Linked DNA regions of Mus musculus: region 1 is linked to region 2. A link is a loop called in an ENCODE intact Hi-C map of the cell type or tissue named here. Cell type or tissue: heart. All regions are shown on one strand. Links, peaks and the distances in the headings refer to the core of each region. The heading gives the core; the rest is flanking DNA.

What was found. Hi-C counts contacts between places; a loop is a spot of excess contacts. Peaks named below come from ENCODE experiments on the same cell type or tissue, not always from the same donor. Only the 100,000 strongest peaks of a DNase experiment are listed, where the experiment ranks them.
Region 1: a loop joins it to region 2, with 2.1 times the contacts of the local background. A loop is called at or near these places in 1 of 42 quality-filtered maps.

What each region holds. Positions count from the first base shown.
Region 1 is chr9:116,269,197-116,272,103 of GRCm38, forward strand. No RefSeq gene overlaps it. Among named protein-coding and RNA genes, the nearest start is that of D730003K21Rik, 57 kb to the right of the region's middle. In heart, for the core only: no CTCF peak of the experiment used is centred there; a DNase peak (open chromatin) is centred at 1,305.
Region 2 is chr9:116,173,518-116,176,424 of GRCm38, forward strand. It overlaps Tgfbr2 (transforming growth factor, beta receptor II), which reads right to left and starts at 1,846. Exons shown (of 8, transcript NM_009371.3): 1 at 1,427-1,846. The coding sequence starts at 1,520. It overlaps Gm40582 (a long non-coding RNA gene), which reads left to right and starts at 2,127. Exons shown (of 3, transcript XR_871320.3): 1 at 2,127-2,219; 2 at 2,394-2,502. In heart, for the core only: a CTCF peak has its summit at 1,673; DNase peaks (open chromatin) are centred at 1,764 and 2,474; H3K4me3 peaks cover 2,328 bases; H3K27ac peaks cover 1,858 bases.

The DNA of each region.
Region 1 (2,907 bases), core at 131-2,630, 96 kb after region 2:
GTCCAAAGAGGTTCAAGGTCATATTTGGCTCCATAGCAAATTAGAGACCATCTTGGGCTACAAGGTCTACTGTCAGAGAAAGAAAGGAAGGAATGGAGGGAGGGAGGAAGGAAGGAAGGAAGGAAGGAAGGGAGGGAGGGAGGGAGGGAAGGGGAAGAAAGGAGGAAAAAGGGAAAAGGAAGAAAAGAGAAGACAAGAAAGGTTGTTGGAGGATAGCATGTTGAGTTGGCTGCATTCACTTTCACCCCTGATAAGCCATTGTCTGCTCTGAAAGGAGGGTGCATACATCTTGGTTATGAATTTCAGATCTTTATCCTTAGCTTTGAGGGTAAGATTTGGGAATCTGCCAAATGCTGAAAGCAGGGAAAAAAATCTCATTTCTTGGTCAGTGAGGAGAGAAAATAAGGCAGACAGTCATTTCAGCATTCACAATCAGGTCTTTAATAGATAGGAACAGATAGTCTGTTTGCAAAAATAAGACTTGGCACAACAGTCAAGAGAACATACTATTCTTGCAGAAGACTCAAGTTCAGATCTCAGCACCCATGTCTGACAGCTCACAACTGCGTAGAACCTAAGCTATGAGAGGTCAGACTCTTTCTGGCATCCTTGTGTCATAAGGTACCCACCAGAGAAGACTGTTTGGACGTGGGTTTGTCTTTATCGGCCATCCAGTGACTACACTGTGCTTTTGGGATCTCGATGTAGCTCCGAGCCTTTCTCAGGGTGAGCTTTTAAGCACCAAGGCCGTGCTCTGGGTTGGCATCAGTTAATAAGAAGAGATAGACAGAAGCAGAAAAGCAAGGTTAGAACATTGAGAGACTTTCCCGGAGACTTTGATGGACTGGGAATTTGTTTTCATTTCAGGCAGGTGGCACCATCTACACGCTGAGTTTTATGGCCCAAATGGTACTTCCATCATGGAGTCAGTTATGCTAAGGTCTGGGACCCTGTTATGCTTGGGCACAGCACACACATGGTGCAAATACTAACACATATTTCTACCCCCATACAAAGTTAAAAAAAGAAAACAAATCTGAAATAAAAACAAGACAAAAATGAAGGGTAGAAATTTTAGCAACCTGAATGTCTGCTTGGGAACAGTAGAAAGAAGAGGAACCTCATGGCGCTACACTCCCTGGGAGAAACTCATGAGGATGAATAATGTTCACTAAGTGTCAGCCATGCACCAGATGTGTCTGTGCACAGCCTTCCTCACAGGAATTTCCACATTCTACAAGTGGAAGAGCTGAGGTATTGAAGTGACTTCCTTGAGACAAGGGCTGTCTGGTGGCAAACCGCCACTTCCCCGTCCTTCCGGACATACAGGTCTGGTTACTTCTGAGGAGAGCTGCCAACCGTCAACCGGTGCAGCCTGTTGTGGCTAATGGCAGTCTGGGCCACACTTTCCATGGCAGTGATTTTTCTAAACCATCCCCCAGGACTCCCTTACCTCTGAGTCCTGCCTGTGAAGAGAAGGGTACTCCATCACTCAGTGCCTCTGTGAGCATGTGAAGCACTTTTCCAGATGTTTTCCAAATCAGGATGTGTGAAATCCTTCAGCTGTGTATGAGCCCCTCTAGGAGAGCCAGGTGCCAGGTTATTTGGGAAATATAGAACGTTTGCCAGAGAGACACAGCCATCAGTGCTCCCCATTCGGATGCCTGTTCTCCTCTGAGAACAGTCTGGAAGGGGCTGCACATCTCTAAATTTCCTCAGAATCTCTTCTCATCCAAAGACTGTATAGAACTAGGCTCTTCAACTCTTGGACCTTGCTCCATTTTTCCCAACTCCCTGCAACCCTTTGGCATCCAGATGTCCAGGAATATGGGAACCCCTGGCCCAGTGGACCCCCTGACCCTTCATTTCTGGCTCCTCTGCATTGTTTCCAGTGGTGATTGGATGCCCGTGAGTCAGGGAACCCCAGCTTCAAGCTCCCACATCTTAGGCTGCGTTTTTCCACTCCTCTGAGTGGTGTACCAGTGCTTCCTGCTAGTCTATCACCCAGCAGTGGGTGTAGTGTAAATGTAGTGTAATGTCTCCATGTTTAGTTTGTCTAATGGTGGCGTGCCCACACCCAAGCAGCGGGGCTAGATGCAGAACCACACAGATGAATTAGTGAAGTCTTGGGGTCAAGGACACCTAGAACTGAGGAAATGGGAAGTTTGAAGCTGTAGCACACACTGTGTGCTGTGTTCTTTGCACAGAAGTGAGGTTGGGAGCCATGGAGGCAATGGGAGTCCTCCTTTTATGGAGAAACCCAGGGATGGGCAGGAAGGTAGGGCCAGAAGGAATGAAGTGTGTGTGTGTTTGTGAGTTATACAGGTGTGTGAACAACTCTGTGTACATGCATGTAGAGACCCCAAGATGAAGATAGGTGTCTCCTTGTACCATTCTCCACTTTACTTATTAAGGCAGAGTCTCTCACTTGAACCTGGAACTTGGTCATTTGGCTAGCAGCTTGCTCCAGAAATGTCCACATCTCCCTATCTTCTAAGTGATGGGAATCCTGGCTTGCCCATTTTTCAAGTGAGTTCTGGAGTTCCAAACTTCTGCCCTATCCTTGGTTCAAAGTGCCTTTCCTCCCCCTCAGCACTGAGAAGGGCTATCATGAATGAAAGTGTGGTGATACCAATTCATAGTCGATAAAATGACACGTGGCAACACAATTTGTTTATTCACATTATCAACTATGATCACTTGTACATTAAACTTCAGCCAACTTCGGGATTGTTTTTTTTTTTAAATAATAAAACATAATAAGCAAAGGACTGGAAAATAAACATCAAAATAAACTGCTGCTTTCTGAAAGATAGTATGGTGAGCTCTGCACTCACAAGGAAAGGATAGGAATTCAATTACACTCTGCGCATTATGTGCCTATGGTACAAGCAACATTTGGATATA
Region 2 (2,907 bases), core at 222-2,721:
AGTCTCTCTCCGAACCTAGAGCTAACCTGGCATCGAGCAATTTCCAAAGGGTTTCCAGTCTTCTCTCACTAGTGCTGGGCTGGCAAAGAACCACACCCAACTTTGCATATGGGCCCTCGGGATTTGAACTCACGTCCTCAAGCTTGCACAGCAAACACTCTTAGCCACTGAGCTAAATCTCCCAAGCCAGCTTTAAGGGCCTGGGTTAACATGAGAGACAGTTGACCTTTCTGGAACTGCACTTCAATGGAAACCAACGACACGAACGCGGACTTTATGAAGCAACAGGACTAAAACCTGTTAGGATTTTTGCTGTTTCCCTTTGTGTGGCTCTTCCCTTCTGAAATGGTCCACTGCTGTTTGCAACACGATCCAAAACTCTTAAATCACCTCAACTACCGATGTCTGCAACGAGCTCTCTTGCACCCTACTTCCGCGCTCCCCAACACACACACACACACACACACACACACACACACACACACACACACGGCCACCGCAATCTCTGCATTTCACCCCAAATCGACCCTGGCCATCCTCTTAGTTACTAGGGAAGGTCATGGAAAGCCAGTGATGAAAAGAGTGTAAACTTTCACAAACTGAACCACTGCATTGTACAGTAGGGAAAACTGAGGCCCAGAGTCATGTGACTTGCCCAGATCGTGGCCCTAACTCTAACTTTAGAGTTAAAATGCCAGATTTTAAACTTTCCAAGCAAACCCTTAGGAAGGAGCCCTAGAGCCTGCTTTTCTCCCTTAACTAACCCCTGCGATGGGACCTGGAGGACAACCTGGGTTAGGTGTTTCCATTGAATAGTAGCTGCTGAGATCTTTCATTCCAGGCAGCATCCCTATAGTCCATCACTTAGTAGGCATGCACTAGATTTTTCTCAGCCATCAACCTGACCACCCTCACTGGGTCCTCATCCCGGCAGGCCAGGAATCAGCGAGGATAGAGATCAGTTCTCTTCTCTAACTTGTATCCAGTGAGTCACGGCCCAGAATCCCTCCCGAGATGGCAAAGCTGAGGACTGAGAGTCTGGCTCAGTCGCGGTGTCTAGGGCAGTAAGCGGCCCAGGTGTGCAGCAGCTGGGCGTCCAGTCCCCTGCCGATGCTCCTCCAAGTTCCAACTTCTTAAACTTCCCTTTCCGGGGCTCCAGGCCCCTCGCGGCCGACCTGGCCTTTCGTGCGCGCACAAAGGGGGTCAGGAGCGTCCCCAAGTCCCCTGCAAGTGGACTGTCCTGCTCTTTTGCGAGAGATCTTGCCCGGATCCCCGCGGGCCTGAACCGACTCGGGCCGCTACAAACTTCCCGTTTCCGCTCTCGCACCGGGTCCCGCGGCCGACTGTCAATCGCTGCCCTGGGGGCTGGAGGAGGAGCGGGGAGCCCCAGTGAACCCCCAGGGTCGCGCCCTGGCCACTCACTCACCCGACTTGGGAACGTGCGGCGGGATCGTGCTGGCGATGCGCGTCCACAGGACGATATGCAGCGGCCACAGGCCCCGGAGCAGCCCCCGACCCATGGCAGCCCCCGTCGCTCGTCATAGACCGGCCCCTGGTGCGCCACGAACCGAGCCTCGGGGACCCCGGGCTGCGCCTTTACTCCTCGCCCTCTCAGGATGCGGGCCAGATGTGGCCGGCGATCCCCGGAGCTCGGAGGCCCGGAGGAGGCCCCCGGCGGCCGAGGAGAGCTGAGCAGGAGGCTGGGGCTCCGTCCCCCAGGCGAGCGTGTGCGCGCGCGGGGGGTGTCGTCGGTCGGTGCGCGCGAGTGACTCACTCATCAACTTTACCCGGGCGCCGAGAGGGAAACAGGAAACTCCTCGCCAACAGCTGGGCAGGACCTCTCGCCGCCGGAGAGCCTTCCAGCTCCGGCCCTCTCCTCCAGCTTCCAGCCCTCGCCTTCCTCCGGCCGCCAATCAAGGCCGCTGGATTGGACCTTGCCTGGACTCTACAAACTTTTAGCTGCCCACTCCCAGCGCTCCCACGCAACCCCCACCCCGCCAAGTCTGGGCTCCAAGTTCAAACTCAGAAGTGACTAAGCGCACTTTTCGCAAAACAAGCTCGAAAGTGGTGTAAACCACTTTCCTTGATACACCTCCAGGCACCCCCACACCTTCTAGGCATTACTCCCAGGGGCTTCATAATTCCATTGAGACCCAGGAGAGAGCTCTGAAATGTAGCTTCAGAGTCCCGAACACGTTGCTTCCCCTAATAAAATAAAGGTAAGCACTTCTTCACTAGAGCTTAGTTTCAGTTTTATGTACATGCATGTGTGATCACGTTGTAAAGGACTGTTTTTTACTGTGGAACAAAATCCAGGAGTTTGTCTCAGAGTTTAATGTGCGTATTAATCACGTTGGGTTGTGAATTTAGCTAACCTGCAGGTTCTGGTTCAGTAGGTCTGAACCCAGAGTGTCTGCATGTCTAATGAGCACCTGGGTAGAGCCTCCCATTGGAAGGACCGTTTCCTGGGCGTGGTTTGCTGGGTGAAGCTCTGTGATCAAGGTAGGGCTGATATTTTCAGGGTGTTGCCTCTAAGAAACTAAAGAAATTAAAGTATGTTTGGGGCCAGACGATGATGGCACACGTGGGCGGGTCTCTGTGAGTTCAGGGCCAGCCTATTATACAGAGTGAGTTCCAGGGCAGCCAAAGCTATACTGTCTGGGAAAACAAACAAACAAACAAACAAAAACCCAAAAAACAACAAAAAAAAGTGTCTTTGGTGGTGGAGTCTGCTTTTCAATGATCGCTCTTCGATAAGATAATTCGAGTAAGGAGAGAAAATACTTGGCTGGAGGTAGAAAGGCTATCAGTAGGAAGACCCATCAAAATTTCCATTCTTTCTGGGGTGACCATGTTTTCCAGAGACAATCTCTACAGTGTGTGTGTGTGCGTGCGCGCGTGCGCCTG